Linked DNA regions of Homo sapiens: all the other regions are linked to region 2. Evidence: chromatin loops called from intact Hi-C (ENCODE). Cell type or tissue: A673. All regions are shown on one strand. Region 1 holds the start of LOC105371257 (a long non-coding RNA gene). Region 2 has its middle 110 kb from the start of LINC02911. Region 3 has its middle 140 kb from the start of LINC01571.

The links. Hi-C counts contacts between places; a loop is a spot of excess contacts. Peaks named below come from ENCODE experiments on the same cell type or tissue, not always from the same donor. Only the 100,000 strongest peaks of a DNase experiment are listed, where the experiment ranks them.
Region 1: a loop joins it to region 2, with 2.5 times the contacts of the local background. A loop is called at or near these places in 2 of 110 quality-filtered maps.
Region 3: a loop joins it to region 2, with 2.2 times the contacts of the local background. A loop is called at or near these places in 2 of 110 quality-filtered maps.

What each region holds. Positions count from the first base shown.
Region 1 is chr16:51,771,029-51,773,528 of GRCh38, reverse strand. LINC01571 (long intergenic non-protein coding RNA 1571) reads right to left here. Exons shown (of 3, transcript NR_110916.1): 2 at 1,857-1,965; 3 at 883-1,153. It overlaps LOC105371257 (a long non-coding RNA gene), which reads left to right and starts at 1,749. Exons shown (of 4, transcript XR_001752182.1): 1 at 1,749-1,831. RefSeq lists an enhancer at 1-262. In A673, no CTCF peak of the experiment used is centred here; no DNase peak of the experiment used is centred here.
Region 2 is chr16:51,967,618-51,970,117 of GRCh38, reverse strand. No RefSeq gene overlaps it. Among named protein-coding and RNA genes, the nearest start is that of LINC02911, 110 kb to the left of the region's middle. In A673, no CTCF peak of the experiment used is centred here; DNase peaks (open chromatin) are centred at 837, 1,157, 1,667 and 2,177; H3K4me3 peaks cover 1,531 bases; H3K27ac peaks cover 2,500 bases.
Region 3 is chr16:51,897,768-51,900,267 of GRCh38, reverse strand. No RefSeq gene overlaps it. Among named protein-coding and RNA genes, the nearest start is that of LINC01571, 140 kb to the right of the region's middle. In A673, no CTCF peak of the experiment used is centred here; a DNase peak (open chromatin) is centred at 1,197.

The DNA.
Region 1 (2,500 bases), 200 kb after region 2:
CTTTATCACAAGGACAGAGGGCTTTCTGTATCCCGGGAATGGATCACACATGGGCTTGGAGAATGAGTGCAAGGTTTTATTGAGCAGAAGTAGCTCTCAGCAGACGGGGGAGCAAGAAGGGAGATGGTTTTCCCCTGGAGTCGGGTCCTTTGGCGGCCTGCTCCAGTAAAACTCTGCGTCATTCCGCCGTGTGCTCTCCACTACCAGCTGCTTGTGTCTTCTGTCCATGTGTTCTTCATGACGTCCAGCCGCTTTTGTGTCTGCCTGCTAGGGTCTTGGGTTTTTATAGGCCCAGAATGGGGGTGTGGCAGGCCAGGGTGGTCTTGGAAAATGCAACATTTGGGCTTGAAGGCAGAAGTGCCTGTCCTCACCTAGGTCCCTGGGGGTGGAGCCCTAGACAGAGACCTCGCCTTTCTCTACCCAGCACTTCCCTGCCCCACTTCCCTGTCATTTAAAGGGACCACGCTCTTCCCTTCCCAGCACTACCGGTTCAGTAGGAGAAATTTCCCTTTTTCTTCCTCTTTTCCAAGCATTCTTGATTATTCTTAAGCATCTTTTCTTCCTCCTAAACTTTAAGATTATTTTGTAAAGTGAAAAAATCATGAGAAATCAAGATCCATTTGTAGTCTAATTTGGGGAGGGTGTAATGATAAGTGTAATTAAATTATCTTTCTATGGCTCTGGACAAAGGGGAGTGCTCTTCTTCAAAATCATCCATGTTGGACAGATGTTTCTTTAAATTAAAAAAAAAACTCTTCTCTTGAGTACTTTTTAATGTCAGAGAAACTGTGAATATAGAATTGTTCTAGTTTTAGATTTCTTCCTTTTTACGAGCTTTCTTATAGCAAGGCATGAGGAAGCGGCAGACACCCACTGGAAAGATTAGCGAGAGAAAATTAAGTTTTATTTAGGAAAGAAAAGCTTTAACAAAAAGACCTGGAAAGAGATCCCATTTGGGGCGACAGCTACCTGGACAATACTCTGTTCTTAGGATGTGGCCGTCTGGTCCTCTCCCTTTCTTCTTGCTATGCTCCAAAGAGCAAATGTTTGGCATTTAGGAGTCTTTTTTTTTTCTTTTTCTTGAAAAGACATACATCAATGATTTTACCATCGCTTTGAAAACTAATCTTCTAAGGCCAGAGAAGAAATACTTCTGAAAAAAAACAAACAAATTAAATTGTACTTTTTTTAGATTTTATTATTTAGGCTGTTATTTAAGAATGGTGAGAAAGTTTTACAGCCTCATGGAAAAGAGATGTAGCATTTCTTCCACAAACTATCAAAAGTAGTGAATCTATTTAAATCATAACATGATACTTTCATAATTGTGTGGATGTGTGTGGAAAGGAGAGTGGGTAAGGCCGTTTTGAATTTGTAAAAGGAGTGGAAACCTTCTAAGGCATAGATAAAGATGTATCACATGTGATAACGTTATATCCTGTGGTAAAAATCTATTATGAAAAAAATTACAAATAGTACTTCTGGGAATAAAATGATTGAGAATACAACCTTTAGGTTTAAAATCAATTTTCCACTGTTATTTTAGAATAGATCCAATTAAAATGCAAAATTCTTCAGCCAAGAGAGATGGTTTAGCATTAAACCAAATGCTAAAAGCTCTTACAATGCATTTTATTTATCCAGTTTAAGAAAACTCAGAAATGTCCAGAAGGTTGCATTCTTGATCCTATCATCATAATGGAAGTCTGATGCATTCTTTTTCAAATCATTTTTTACATATCAACAGGAAGACAGATGCCTTCTTGGTCCTCCCCTGGAATTTCTAGCCCTACTATGGATGTTTCTGTTTGCTCTGTTTCTCTGAGTGAGGGTGAGTGTCTGATGGTGAAATGTACCTAAACAAAACGCCAGGCATGTCCATCAAGTGATCCTTTTTTCAGTCCAGTAATGATGCCTGATACAGTGTTCACAGGATCATCTTTTGTTTTCTTAAATTGAAATGGCCTATGTAAGAGAAAGAGAGAGATTATGTTTAAAACATTTTGGCAACCATAGTGATGGGTTTGCAATACAAGTAACACTGTACCGATTAGGTTTCTCCACTAAGAGCTGGTTGTGTTAGCATATCGGATTTCCTGGAGTGGGACTGGCCACATTAGAAAGAAACAATCTCTACAAGGTTTTGACATCAGATTTTCTTTGACAAATATATGGGAGAAAAGGACCCTTCTGTAATTTTTCTCTGATGTTTACAGGTATCGCTGGTTTTGAAAGTAGAATAGATATGCAAATAGGAAACACCATCACTGAATTTGTTTCAGATGTCCCCTGTTTATGGACATACAGCATTCATTTGTTGTACCTGGTGGCTATTAACTGCTCTAATTGTGCTGTAGGCTCGTTAACAAGTTTGTTGAAGTTGCACATTATAATTTTAAAGGAGTTAATTGAATACTAATCCAATGCACAGCACAAAAATTATTTGAACCATTCCAAGGAAAGCCGAAAATCCCACCAGCTGCCTTGGTCCTAGTAAATC
Region 2 (2,500 bases):
CCAGAAGGTGGTTAATGTGAACAGAGGGTAACTTTAGTGGGAGTTCCCCTCTCTGTGCAGCTGAGTTGTCTGGGACAAGCCATGCCACATCTCTCAGCTCCAGCTCCTCATCTGCACATAAAGGGGCAGAAAAAATCATCTCCACTTGTCCTTCTTGCTCTTTCATCTGTGTTGTTGAGTGCTATGACAGGCAGCAAGAGATGTCATGGAGACTATGCATCTTTCCTAGAGAGGGCAGCCGGTCTTGGCTACCCTCCTATTTTCTTACTTGACTATTTTCTCAGCCTTCATGGGGAGCTGGTCCAGTCTGATGGATGAAGACAGGAACCCTCTGAACTGCCAAGACAGTCCTCAAGAACTCTGAGACCATGAAATGTGGCTGCCCTGGGAAAGCTGATAATTTGGTGCCCTTTTAAATATGTTCCTGACATATTTGTATATGCAATGTGTGTGAGAGAACTTGATTTATCTAGGAACAAAATATACATCTGCCTCTGTGTTCAAATGAAAGACTTATGAAGCCCCTAAAATGATGTTTCCTTAAAAGATTTGTTTACTAAAGATACAGATAAATAGAAAGAAAACAAAACTATTACTCCAAATTTCCCCATCCACATAAACTCTGATAATCCAAAAAAAGTTATGCATGTACAATTAGAATATGTAAAAAAGCCAAAAAGTTTTCAAGATGAAAAAGGAAACCATTCCTTCAGTCCCTTTTCATTACAGCTAGCAGTTTGTTGTGATTTTTCGATTAACATAAGCATTTTACGTATTTGGCAGTACATATGCACGCACGCGCGCACACACACACACACACACACACACACACTGCAGAAAGGGAATCTCACAGATTTATTACTTCTACCGAACATAATCTTACATTTTAGCTTTTTGTTCCACAGTTTATCTGTTACTCAGTATCATGTTGGCCCCTTAGTGTCACCAAAATAAAGGTAATTTTTGTGGATATACTTACCAAGTCTTATTCAGATTATTTTAAAGTTTCTTTATCTGGCCTTTACGGTAGTGAATTTTTTGAGTACCTCTTGTCCTCTCCTAAGGTCTCTTTTGCAATTTTCTAAATCAGACATCTTCTTGGGAGGCATATTAAAAGGGTTTAAAATTTGGATAATAAAATAAATTGCTCATTTCCTGTAAACAGCATTCCAGCATGCATTATTCAGTTACAGAATTATCCTGATTGCAACTGCTGACTTCAGTCAGCCATGGGCTCTGTTCTTGGGCTTTGTGACATAGTGGTTGTATTTTGAAAAAAAAAATCAGTAGAACTTCCAGGGAGGATTTTTGTTTGTTTTGTTTTGCTGTTTTATTTTGTTTTAATTTCCAATTATGGGAACTATCTACTTTTGTGGGACCTAATTATGTTTTGCCAATTCTGTAAGGAGCTGCATGTGGAACCCTGGATTTACTGGAAACATACTGACAATCAGTAGATGTTCTATATTTCTGCCCTTTTCAGAAAGTTGTCTGTGGCAACTGCACTGTTGACCTGGCCTTAATCATATTCTCCTTAAGAGCAGGGGCAACCGAAACATTTTACTTCCATTCTGTAGGGAGGGGATGAATAGGATTTGGAAATTCTGAGAAGCATCCAGAATGCTCTGGGGGGTGAATGTAGAACAGAACAGAAGAGGGATTTGCATGTTCCCTACTGGAAAGCCATGTTAGCAAGGACTGCATCAAGATCATCTCCAATAACAACACAACGGATGCTGAAATTCCAACTCTCCCAGTCAGGACTACAAGGTGATAATTCAGTTCTCACACTCATGGCCTTTGGGCCTTCTCTATGATAACCCTGAAAGGTATCCTCTTAAGAGTGGGACAGGGGAGAGAAAACAGTCATTTAACTTTCAGGAACACTAAAAACACAAACTGTGTCACGTAAAATTACAAATCAGTTCATAAAATTGCAATAACTGACCTGCACAATGTGAATTTCCTGAAATGAGCGTTTGGATTGGGCACCAGTACCAGGTAATGAAGGGACTTTACAGAGATGATTAACAAGGGCCTCCACTTTTTATTAGACTCATTTCGCTAATCCCTAAAATTAAGGAATTCCAGGTGTATGGAGCCAAGTATGCAAATGATTTCCTTCCGCTGAGCTGCTGATTTCATAAAAGGCCCTCAAACAGAGAAATAAAACACACAGAATGGGAAAGCTTTATGGCACAGTCGAGAATATTGTGCCTTTAAATAGTTCAGACAAGCAGTGCGTGCTGTAAATTTGCCACAGAGACAAATTTGTGCAAAGCTATAAAAAGAGCAAAAGTGAAGCTGAAAGGAGAAGGCTGGGGGAGGGGCTGGGGGGCAGGAGGGACTCTCAAGACCTCAGTGGCCAAGGCAGTGTTGATTCAGCTGAAGCAGCCGCTGTGGGAGTGCTGGTGGGGAGCATGTTGTAAGGAGTGGGCTCACTGGACACACAAACAGATGGAGAAAGGAAAATGGAGACATTTTTATTCAAAGGGGGATG
Region 3 (2,500 bases), 70 kb after region 2:
GGCACTGCTTAGAAGTATATTCTAGATGCAGCAGTATTTACACCGTTAGGATCTTGGTAGACTGGGGAAGTTGTCCACAGTGGTCTCTAATCTGGAATATCTTCTCCTGCTCCTCTTTCGTTCCCTTTTCCTCACCAGAATGGATTTAAATTATTTCCAATACTTCAGACTATCATAGGCACTGGAGTCACCAAACCTGTATGAAAGTCTCAGCAAAGCTATTCAGAAATAATGTGACTTTGGGCAAATTGATTAACATCTTTGAGCTCCAGTTTTTTTTTTTTTTTTTTTAAGACGGCATGAGGATGATATTAGTAGCAGTTGCAATGTGCAGTTGTGAGTGGTCATGTGCATGAGATAACCCATGCACATAGCACATTGCGTGTAGCATGTAAGAGTGGCTCAGTAAACTGAAACAAACAATATCAGCTATTATTTGGCTGATCCAAATGGAGAAAAGGGAAGGGTAGCCTCTCTTGTATTTTTATTCATTTTTTGAAATTTTCCCTTTTCTTCTATCTTGGAGGATTTTTGAGTCTAAGTAGCATGTTTTCATTAATCTCAATTCCCCCTTGTGTTTCAGAGTGGACTGTTTTGGTCACTTGCCACTCACAGAAATCCTGGGCTAAGGAAAAAGTGCTAACAACCTTCCATCCACCTTCATGAGCAGTGCCTCAGCAACTGCTCTACCTGCGTCACTAACCTCAAAGCTGCCGTGCTTTTGTCAAAGGAGACAGCTTGGTGGAGGAGATTGAACTCAGGTTTTAGATTTAGATACACCTGAGCTAGAAACCTCTCTCATGCATTCATTTATTCATACATTTATTCAATAAATGTGAATACCCACAGTGTACCAGGCACTGTGCCAGGCTCTGGGGATACTAACAAGATAGAGGAAGACAAAGACTATGCCCTCAGTGAGAGGTCAGCTGATAGACAATTGACTAGTAAGCACAGACACAAAGAAGAAAATGTCAGAGAGAATTGCCGAGAAGGGAAGTAGACTAGGTAATGTGGTGTAGAGCAGCTGGGCTGTGGGGAGACAGGAGGGGAGATCACTTTAGCAAAGATAAACAGGGAAGGACTCTAATGTGAAAGAAACTGGAAGCATATAAAGAGGCCATCCCTCCAGGCAGAGGGAACACTGGGTAAGAAGATTCTGCAGCAGGAAGGACCTTGGCAGCTTGGAGGCACAGGAAGGAGTGTGTGACTACAGCACTGTCATCAAGGGGAAGACTGGCAGGAAATGAGTCTCAGGGTGAGCAGGGATCTGAATGGAAATGTTATGTCTACCATTGGCTCACTATATTTTCCTGGAGAGATTTCAGAGTCATCTCCAAGCCTCAATTTCCTCTTTTGCAAGATAGAAATAATAATGGTTGCTTTCCACAAGGCTCTCTTGATTAACAAATATGTCAAGATTAGAGGAGATATTTTTAGAATCATTAAATGTTGCTTCCTTGTGTCTTTCCCCTCCTTGAGTACCATGCTGAAATATTCCAGATCAGTAGAAAGGCCCTCGCCTAAATTATTTTGGGCTTTGCACACAATCCAGTAGATAGCTACATATTTCCTCCCACCAGGGAAAATCTTCCTCTAATAGGTGACTGTATGTGCTACCAAATAAGATTGGGAGAGTCTAGAAGAAGCATCGAGGCCCAGAAGGAAGCCATCCCCTACTTCTGATACAGAGCTGTTGGATCCTGTATTCTGACCATGGCTTAAGGTTGATTCACTTTCCAGCATCCTGGAGTCACTCCATGGGCTCTTCTGTTGGGCTGTTTTCAGTGTAAACTGCCTCCAAGCCCCATATATCCCAAGATTTGATCCCTTTAGAAATAGTCATTTATTTTGTAGGCTCTAATCTCCTTGTTCCATTGCTATTGATTTTTCACATCCATTTTCAATCCATTCACCAACCTTTCTGTTTGGGCCTCAAGTTTCAACTGAAAGAAAACACATCCTCAAGTTGTTCATTTTGGTTTCCAGTAGACAGAATTTGGGAGGGATAGAGATATTACATATCCCACAACTAAAATATACCAGATGTGTAGCTTTTTTCTGGTTTTTAACATATAATATTCCTGTTTCCTAAATGTAACTTAATATTGCTTTCAACATGGAATGTGATACTCCAATTAGGCCAAACATAAGCCATACCACCCCCCTACATACATATTTGTACATAGACTAATGGAAGTGGCTAGGACGAATGATCTGTGTTAGATATTCCAAATGTGAAAAAATGAGGTTTGTAGGGATAGATTTAATAGCTATTGGGAGAATGCTTACAATAATTGGTTATCGTTGAAAAGAAATGTCAGATATCATTATTGGCATTTACAATTTAATTAGCTTGATCCCTGTGTGTCCAATATGTTATGTTTTCCTCCTTTCAGTTTTTTCTGGAAGAAATAAAACTAATAGGCTTTCACAGTTATTTAAGGAAATGTTATTAAGACCCACAATGCTAGGATATACTAATAGTTTAATGGATAAA